2 separate regions of the Homo sapiens genome follow, and region 1 is linked to region 2. A link is a contact called in ENCODE Hi-C data. All regions are on one chromosome and are shown on one strand. The core of a region is the stretch at or near the end of the contact, and the rest is flanking DNA. Distances in the headings are between cores, read along the strand shown. Region 1 holds the start of PFDN1 (prefoldin subunit 1). Region 2 holds the start of WDR55 (WD repeat domain 55).

Region 1 (4,903 bases), core at 2,066-4,565, 360 kb before region 2:
GGCGGATCAGGAGGTCAGGAGTTCCAGACCATCCTGGCAAATATGGTAAAACCCCGTCTCTACTAAAAACACAAAAATTAGCAGGGCGTGGTGGCAAGCGCCCGTAATCCCAGTCACTCAGGAGGCTGAAGCAGGGGAATCGCTTGAACCCAGGAGACGGAGATTGCAGTGAGCCAAGATCGGGCCATTGCACTCCAGCCTGGGCGATATAGCGAAAACTCCGTCTCAAAAAGAAAAAGATACTTACTTTAAACCAAAGTTTCTTTTGTTTTGAGACAGAGTCTAGCTCTGCTGCCCAGGCTGGAGTGCAGTGGCATGATTTCGGCTCACTGCAACCTCCACCTCCGGGGTTCAAGCGACTCTCCTGCCTCAGCCTCCCAAGTAGCCAAGACTACAGGCAAGTGCCACCATGCTCAGCTAATCTTTGTATTTGTGGTAGATACAGGGTTCCACCATACTGGCCAACAGGCTGCCCTCAAGTGATCCACTCGCCTCGACCTCCCAAAGTGCCAGGATTACAGGCATGAGCCACCACTCCTGGCCTAACCCAAGTTTTAAGATGAACAAATTCTATTTAACTCGGACAAAAGCACTCCCAAAATAACTCCATTAAGGACACATTTTACTTACATTCTTCCTACACCTTCATACATGTTAGTCTCATCTACCAAAGTCATGATCTCTGTATCTGTAAGATGTGCATGCTTTTTCGTTCTGTTTAGCTGTTCAATCTGTATGTCTGCGAGCTTCACCTTCTGTTGAGTGTCAATAACTTTGGCTTGAAGCTCTGTGAAGGCCTAATAAAAACAAGTCCATGATTTAGTAGGTAAAACATTTTACAGGAAACATTTACCTCAAATCCAAATATATTAAAACAAAATATGCTAGCCAGAGACAAAGCTGTGAAATTTACCAAACATCAATAAAAGTCAACATAACTGTAAACAATCAAGTCACCATACTAAATACTGAATTTACAATCATCAGAAGATACAATCAGTGTGAAGCAAATCAAATGCATATTAAGTAATAACCATATTAAGTAGCAAGTACTCAAGGAGTAGTAAAAGAAATAAATGCAATAGTCAAGGATGAAATCCAGAGATTCAAAACAAGAACCATAAAAGTAATAACTCACTACATTTGTATTGCACAATTAGGTTTCAAAGCACTTTCTCACATTAGTTTGAAATATTAACATGGGAATATTAATATAAGAATATTAATGAGGAAATATAATAAATATCTCATTTATGCCTCTCAGTAATTCCATGAGTTAGCATTGGCAGTCTCATCATCCACAATTTACAAATTAAGTAACCAAATGAGTTAAGAGATAAAAGTGGCTTGCACAAGGTTGAACAACTACTGGGGGGAAGGCAGGTGTTATTTAAATCCATTTCTTCTAACCCCTTAGTTCAGCAATCTTTCCATTCCACTGTCTATAGTAATATTCATAATATGAACATTTTTAAGAGGAAGACCAAGAAAGAGAGTGAGAAAAAATGCAAAGCACTGGCAAAAGAATTGCATCATGATCTTCATCCACAGATACCAGGCCAAATTTGACCCTTGCGTACACTTACTTAACTGGAAGATAAACAGTTCTTGGATACTTTTGTTGAAGTGCCTGGAATGACTTTCACATGCTGTTAAATTTGTGCCTTAATAACATCTGTGACTGCAATGCACAGCAAAGGCTACTACATAATTTTTATTGTGACCTTGTTTTCACCTACTAGTAAGGTTTTGAAAGATTTACTTTGGGGAAGGGGAGGGGCCTGAAATTTCCTATTTGTCTCCACCCAAAAAAAGGACCCTGTAAAAACATTAGAAGATAAAACCTTTAAACAAGTTTTTTAATTAATTGGTTATCAAAATTATTCATTTTAAGTTTGTAATCATTTTCTTAGTTTGCATTCACCGCCCGCAAGTTTCAAATGTAGCAATAAATTCAAAAGTACCGGGAGGCAAATCCATTCACTAAACCCTGATTTAAATCGGTACTTTTAACAGAAGAAAAGGTAAATTTTTAGAATGCACAATTTTGTTTTGAAATGTAAAATTCCAGGTATCATCTGACTGCTCTATACAGCTTGCTAAGGAAGCTAGTATACCATTAAAGATGAGCTAGTATACTGTTAAAGATTAGAGACTCCACCTAAGAGCTAAATTTACAAGATTCAAGACAAGAAGAACAAAAGCAAGACACAAACACATAATATCCTCACAACACTAACAAAAGCTTCATTTGTTAGAAGCAACAGCTATTTCGGCTGTCCTATTTCTTTTACACAAGTTGACCACAGGCAGTCTTAACTAAGATGTTGCTCATCTGAAGAACTCAAAATAGTGGTCAAAAAAGTGTGAGATAAGGCAGAGAATACTGGATTCTAGTCCCAACTTCTGACAGACTTTTCTGGCACTGGTTCCTTTTCCAGAAAAGTAGATTTAAAATAGATAAATTCTAGGGTCCTTTCCAATCCACCCCACCGCACAAAGCATACTGGTTTGGGGTCATTAGTGGTGTTAGAATGCTGATCATTCTTAGATAGCAAAAATCTGAATAACAACACATTTATAAGCAACTGAGGAAAACAGGAAACCCAATTCCTTCCGATACCGGTTTTATTTGGAAAACTTTACTGGTTTTGTTTTGTTTTTGACAATTCCTTCAAAAGAAGGAGGTTTTGTTTTGTTTTGTTTGACGAGTCCTTCAAAAGAAGTGGAGGGGGGGCAAAATCCTGAAATGAACATTGCTGCTACAATGCTTGGTTTTCCGAACTGTAGATATTGCAACTTTCAAGGTACAGAACCGAATAAATGGCCTAAAAACAAAGGTTGGACTTGGAGTTTTTCAAAGCAAATGAGGCAGAATTACGGATGCCACAGCTCAGGCAAGGGGTCCGAAGGGACCCCCATTTGAAATGCTCTCTTTAGTTCTTACTATGAAAGTGAGTCCCTGAAGCCTCCAAACGCAACGAAATGTCTCTGGAGCTCAGAAAGACTGGACAAGCCCGAGACAGGCCCGCAGACTTACCCGACCCAGACCAACCGGCTCCTACCCAGCAAGAGCCGCTCGCCCCCCACCCCGTTTATGGAGACCCAGTGAGGCCTTAGGACTCTGGGAAACCATTCCCTAGTCCACTGGACCCTCCTTCCTTCTGCAAGGCTCGTGCCTCACTTGATATTCTTGTCTATAGTCCCCTCAGCCTCCAAAAAGAAGACCTCCGCCTGCCAAAGACCCTCTTTTACCTTCTTCAGCTCTAGATCCACGGGGGCGGCCATCTTGGTGCACTGTAAGCGCCTGCGCAGTGGGAGTTGGACTGAAATAGGGTGGGGAAGGGCGCGTCTTACTTTGTGCGCCGGTCTTTCTTCTGCGCCTGCGCATGAGTTGGACTAACCGGGCTTCTTATCTTTCTCTGAGAATTGACTCCTGAAATATTTGGGTTTCGGATTCCGTGTCTTCACTACCTGACCGGTCAGGTCTGGCTTGCTCCTCCGTATCTTCCAGACATAGCCCAACGCGCAGATTTCCCATGTGGCTTTAAGCAGTTTGCCAGCTAGCTTAATATGTGCTGCTAAATTGAGATGTATGTAGATGAGGTCAAACCCTCATCAGTCGATCAGTCCTTCAGCTAGTCGCTGTGCTCTCAGGAATGAGTAAGAGTAAGTCCAGAACCTCAGGCATGACAGTTTGGGAAAGACTATTGGAAAGCTTGTCTGGAGTGTTCTTTCCAAAACGAACTTATTACTTCCAAAAGCTTCCCAAAGACATTCTAGGCACAGTGGTTCTCAAGAGAGGCTGAATACGTTTGTTTAAAAACAAAAAAATGCAGGTTCTCTGGGTCTCATCTCAAACGTACTCAGAATCTTTGAGAATGGGGTCTGGAAATTTGCACTTTTGCAGACTACCCCAGTGACCTAATGGTGCAACTCCTCCGCGGATCACTTTTTTGAGAATCTCTGCCATAAAAGGACCTGGCATTTGAACCAGAATAGATAATAATTGACTTTTGGAAATGGAAAAAAAAGTTAACCTACTCTAAAAACTGTTATGCTAAGAGAAAGTGCTACATAAATAATTAGGAAATTTATTTTATTTTTTAAAAAAAGAAAGAAAGAGAGAAAGAAAACAAACTGTTAGGGAGATGAAAGGGCAGGGAATTTGGAACCAGCCTAATCTAGATTCAAGGCTTGGTCTGCCTTTAGCCTATGTCTGGTTCCATTTACTAATTGTGTGACTTTAAGCAAGTCACTTGGATATTTTGTGGGGTTTTTTTTTTTTTTTGTACGTTTGTTTGTTTCTTGAGACAGGATCTTGCTCTGTCACCCAGGCTCGAGTGCAATGGTGCAATCACGACTCACTCCAGCCTCTACCTCCCGCGCTCAAGCGATCCTCCCACCTCAGCCTCGTGAGTAGCGCTGGGACTACAGGCGCGCGCCACCCACACTCAGCTAATTTTTATATTTTTGTACAGACGGGTTTTCACCTTGTTGCCCAAGCTGGTCTCAAACTCCTGAGCTCAAACAATCCGCTCGCCTTGGTCGCCCAAAGTGCTGTAGTGCTTTGATATTAAAGGCTTGAGCCACCGCACCCGGCCACATTTTTTTTTTTTTTTTTTTTTTGAGCCAGGGTCTCGCTCTGTCACCCAGGCTGGAATGCAGTGGCACGATCTCGGCTCACTGCAACCTCTGCCTCCCAGGATCAAGTGATTCTCCTGCCTCAGCCTCCCGAGTAGCTGGGATTACAGGCGCCTGCCACCACGCCCGGCTAATTTTTGTAGTTTTGGTAGAGACGGGTTTCACCGTGTTGCCCAGGCTGGTCTCCAACTCCCAGCCTCAAGTGATCCGCCTGCCTCGGCCTCCCAAAGGGCTGGGATTACAGGCAAGCCACCACGTC
Region 2 (5,264 bases), core at 549-3,048:
CTTCCCTTTTCTTCCCTTCTGCTCATTACCAGCACTTTGGCCTGGTGCTCATCATTAGGTGTCACTACTGCTTCCTGGCTGGATGCCACGCTGCCACTGTCTACCCTGAGCCCAAGATTTGTGGCCTCACCAGATCCAAGAAAGCTAGAAAGTCACCTTAGCCATTACCTTGTCTTTGATTATATTCACCTTGGTAGGACAGGTTTTTGTGAGGAAGCCAGTATTGTGCATGGCATGTAAGAGGCTGAAATTGGGCCTTGCTGCAATAGCACCTAGAATGGCTAATTTCAGACAAATGACACCATGGTTCTATGGATGTAGGTAGGCAGTCCCAATTATTAAAAATGGTCACAGAGACATGGCACAGGTGAAGACATCTGGAGAGTCACTAAAAGCAAGACCTGGAGATTGTGGGTTTGAAATTCAGTTTCTGAGGCCAGGCTCGATGGCTCATGCCCACAGTCTCAGTGCTTTGGGAGGCCAAAGCAGGAGAGTCTCTTGAGGCCAGGAGTTCATGAGTCTATAGCTATGCAGGAGGATCGAACCGAAGAGTTCAAGGCTGTAGTGAGCTATGATCACACCACTGCATTCTGAGCCTGGGTGACAGAGCAAGACCTTGATTTAAAAAAAGAAATTCAGGGGCTGGGCGCCGTGGCTCACGCCTATAATCCTAGCACTTTGGGAGGCTGAGGTGGGAAGACACGTCAAGAGTTCAAGGCCAGCCTGGGCAACATACTGAGTCCTCGTTTCTACAAAATATACAAAAATTGGCCAGGTGCGGTGGCTCACGCCTGTAGTCCCAGCACTTTGGGAGGCCAAGGCGGGCGGATCACGAGGTCAGGAGTTTGAGACCAGCCTGGCCAACATGGTGAAACCCTGTTTCTACTAAAGATACAAAAAATTAGCTGGGCGTGGTGGCATGCGCCTCTAGTCCCATCTACTCGGTAGGCTGAGGCAGGAAAATCTCTTGAACCCGGGAGACGGAGGTTGCAGTGAGCCGAGATCGCACCATTGCACTCCAGCCAGGGCGAGACTCCGTCTCAATAAATAAATAAAAATTAGCCAGGCGTGGTGCCGCGTGCCTGTAGTTCCAGCTACTCGGAGGATCGCTTGAGCCGAGCGGTGATCGTGCCACTGCACTCCAGCCTGCGCGACAGCGCAAGACCCTGTCTCAAAACAAAGCAAAACAAAAAAGAAAAAAAAATTCTTGGTAACTGAGCACTGCTTGTCCAGCCCATTGAGTTTCTGTAGACAAATTGTAGGAACTGGCACAGCAAACTGGCCACAAAGACGTTAGGGGCGTGGACACCAGCTGCTTGAGCTGCCTGCTGTCCCAGACTCCCGTATGTCATCGCGCAGCGTGGGATTTTGCGGCTTCCTGACAGCCCAGGCTGTCGCTTGACTTGATCTTGGGTTTCACCAAGCCACGAAGGACTAGCGTCCCTCTCTCCTATCCCAAGGGCATTAAGCCTGTCTGGATGAAGTAGGAGAGGAAAGATTTACACGCAGTTCTCAACTTTACGTGACGTGACTAGGGAGGGAATTGACGGTCGCACCGTCTACCTAGCCCAAACGGGGTCACAGCAGGACAAGGAAGTAGCCGATCTCCCAGATGCGGTCTCTTCGCTCCGCTCCACCCGCACCAGCAGCGGCCCACCCACCTCTCCTGTAAGAGGAAGAACGTCCCGGAGACACTTCCGGCCCCGCCCCCCGAGGCGGAAGCGGAGTGCCAGGCTACTCCTCCCGCAGTGTGGGTGGTTCCGAGGCTGACTACCCTGCGGCGGCGCGGCTCGCAGTCCTTCTCAGCATGGACCGCACTTGTGAGGAGAGGCCCGCTGAGGATGGGAGCGACGAGGAGGACCCAGACTCCATGGAAGCCCCAACCCGGATCCGGGACACTCCGGAAGACATCGTGCTGGAAGCTCCGGCTAGTGGGCTGGCGTTCCATCCGGCCCGTGACCTACTGGCTGCAGGGGACGTGGACGGGGACGTGTTCGTGTGAGAGCGGGGCAGGGCCGGGGCGCCGGGTCTGGAAGCTTCCCGGGGGTGGACCTGGGAACAGGAGAGATGAGAGAAAGTTGCAGGGAGACAAATTTTGCAAGATTCTTTGGGTCCAATTTATTCAGTAACATTCGGCTCTTCTATCACACCAATCTGTTGAAAGAACTGGAATGTCGTGACAGAGCCCAGATACCGTAGTAGGCCAAAAAGCCCTTTAAGGCCTTGTTATTTCCCACCGATTATTATTTATTTACTTACCTATTTATTTTTGAGACGGAGTCTCGCTCTGTCGCCGAGGCTGGAGTGCAGTGGCGCGATCTGGGCTCACTGCAACCTCCCCCTTCCGGGTTCAAGCAGTTCTCTTCCTCAGCCTCCCGAGTAGCTGGGATTATAAGCGCCCGCCACCACGCCCGGCTAATTTTTTTTGTATTTGTAGTAGAGACGGGGTTTCACCATCTTGGCCAGGCTGGTCTTGAACTCCTGACCTCGTGATCCACCTGCCTTCCTCCCAGAGTGCTGGGATTACAGGCGTAAACCACCGTGCCCGGACTCCTACCGGATTATTATATTGTGCCCGAGACAGGCTCAGCAGGCCCCTTTAAGTGATTTTTCAAACCACAAATCTTGGCTCACGCCTGTAATACCCGCACTTTGGGAGGCCGAGGTGGGCGGGTCACCTGAGGTTGGAGCTCGAGACCAGCCTGTTCAACATGGTGAAACCCCGTCTCTACTAAAAATACAAAAATTAGCCCGGTGTGGTGGCGCGGGCCTGTAATCCCAGCTACACGGGAGGCTGAGGCAGAAGAATCACTTGGATTCGGGCGGTGGAGGTTGCAGTGAGCCAAGATCGTGCCACTGCACTCCAGCTTGGACAATAGAGTGAGACACTCCCTTGATTAAAACCCTTCAATGGTCTGCTTTTAGGATTTAGTACAAATTTCTCAATCCTGCCTTCAACGCCCTGACCATCTGTGCTCATTCATCCATACCTTTTAAAAATACGTCTTGGGCCGGGCGTGGTGGCTCATGCCTGTAATCCCAGCACTTTGGGAGACCAAGGTGGGGTATCACCTGAGGTCAGGAGTTGGAGACCAGCCTGGCCAACATGGTGAAATCCTGTCTCTACTAAAAATAGAAAAATTAGCTGGGTGTGGTGGCGGGCACCTGTAATCCCAGCTTCTCGGGAGGCTGAGGCAGGAGAATCGCTTGAACCTGGGAGGTGGAGGTGGCAGTGAGCCGAGATCGTGCCATTGCACTCCAGCCTGGGCAACAAGAGCAAAACTCCATCTCAAAAAAAAATCTCGAAACCTCAGCCCATTTGCATGTGCTATTCTGTCCGGAAAACTCCTTTCCCCTCACTTTTACCTACTATCTCTGAGTTTCCAGGATCTCTTCCCTCTTCCTCTCTCCCCAGACTAAAATTGGTTACCTGTTAGATGCTGCCATGGCACCAGGTGCCATGGTACCTTTCCCTTAATAATGAATGGTTGGTAACCATATGTCCATTTGTGTAATTATTTGAATGCTGTCTCCTTCACTAATGTTTTTCAAACGTCTTTGACCTTGCCTCACAGAGAAATACCTTTTACATTATATATGATGCTCTGTGATACAATTGCTGATTTTATTCTATTATTGTGTACATGTACACAAAATGCTGATCGTAGCTTACTAGTCCGTTATATGACTAGAATGTGAAAAAACACTGTTCTGGAGTGTAATCTGTCATCGGTTTTGTTCTCTATTTTATCTCCAACCTCTAGTCTAGGGTAGATGCTCAACACATGTTTGATTTTGAACAAAAGATACAGGTTAGAGGCAGTGGAAAAGTTGAAGATGTTATGCTTATCAGATTTACTTAATGAATTTAAACCTCAACCCCTCATTAGCTGTAATGGCCTTGAGCGTGTTAACTTCTGTATTTTCATCTTTGAAAGGGGGAATTATACCTACCCTTGCAGAGGGGACAAGTTTGCAGTACAGCACCTAAGCAGCTCTTCAACAAATGTAGGTTCCCTTCTACTACTATCCATATTTATGGTGCCAGGCACTTGGGAGTTGCCCTAGACATCCACCTTTCTTCACATTCCACACAACTTTGTTGCTTCCCTTGTCTTAAAAAAGGTTCTGGAGGAAAATTCTTGGTTCTCCCCTTCCCCACCCTCAGCCATGACTATTGTGAAAAGGTTCCTTTTCCGAGGATTAAATTCAAACTTCTGCTTGGCTCATGTGGTCTCATGCCCACCCCAGCCCATCTTTCTAGATTCAGTCATGCTACTCTCCTGCTACAAGGAACCCTCCTCATTCCTTATCTCTGCTGCCTCCAGTATCTGGCCCTTGCTCTCTGCCAGGCAAATTCTACTCTTGTATGATCCAACCCACATGTCACCACCTTAGCTTTCCAGGGCTCTCTTCTCCCTTCCCAAGTATTCATTCAATTTGTGAATGTTTATTAAGCTACTTTTTCACGTTCAGCACTGGGATAGAGAAAATGAGCAGGCTCAGTTCTGCCTACCTGGAACTCACTGGCAATTAAGCATGTATTCATTCTGCCCTTTTTGAGGATCTGCTCTGAGGCAGGCACTTGGGGGTATTCCATAAACAGTACTCACCTCAAAGTTGTTTACAGGCTGGTGCCTCTCCCCCACCTCCATTTTGATCTTGCCTCTTTTTCAGCACGTACTCTCAATGTACTGTAATTAATTGTGGCTTTCTCTAGCTCCTGCAGACCTGAAGTGCAAGAGCCTGCTCTACCTTACTGATTTTTAGATTTCTAACTTCTGGGGCTGGTCTTTTGTCATTGATGTAACAAATATCTCCTCCACAGTGGTCCAGACCCAATCTTTGTCCAGGCTGGGGCTTTCAAAGATGATAAAGAGGGGTTGGGTGGGATCACAAAGAAATCTTGCGCAAATATACCTTGAACTAACATATATTGAAAAAAGCAGGACCTAACATTTCAAACTCACTGAAAATGGAGAAATGAGATGGTAAACTTTTTGGGCTTAGAGGTGTAGAAGCAGGAACTCTTAGGTAGGTGGGAAGGCTGCTCTGTCTAGTTGGTCTCTGCACTCAATGCAACCCAGGCTGGGTCTGGAGTCATTTACCCTCCTTGCCCTCTCCCCAGCTTTTCCTACTCTTGCCAAGAGGGAGAAACCAAGGAGCTCTGGTCATCAGGTCACCATCTCAAGGCCTGCCGAGCTGTGGCCTTCTCTGAAGATGGGCAGAGTGAGTACTGGGGAAGACAACCAGCAATGTGGTGG

Evidence for each region. Hi-C counts contacts between places; a loop is a spot of excess contacts on that map. Pooled maps may share reads with other maps.
Region 1: a pooled map shows a loop between it and region 2 (4-fold over the local background). The contact joins the promoter of PFDN1 here to the promoter of WDR55 in region 2. A Hi-C loop is called at or near these places in 7 of 50 pooled maps.

What each region holds. Positions count from the first base shown.
Region 1 is chr5:140,299,786-140,304,688 of GRCh38, forward strand. PFDN1 (prefoldin subunit 1) reads right to left here and starts at 3,316. Exons shown (of 4, transcript NM_002622.5): 1 at 3,256-3,316; 2 at 631-797. The coding sequence starts at 3,288. RefSeq lists an enhancer at 3,053-3,332 and a silencer at 3,221-3,425.
Region 2 is chr5:140,663,106-140,668,369 of GRCh38, forward strand. WDR55 (WD repeat domain 55) reads left to right here and starts at 1,799. Exons shown (of 7, transcript NM_017706.5): 1 at 1,799-1,998; 2 at 5,129-5,229. The coding sequence starts at 1,808. It overlaps LOC124901088 (a long non-coding RNA gene), which reads right to left and starts at 2,332. Exons shown (of 2, transcript XR_007058968.1): 1 at 2,260-2,332; 2 at 1-2,052. RefSeq lists enhancers at 1,210-1,876, 1,294-1,453, 1,804-1,933.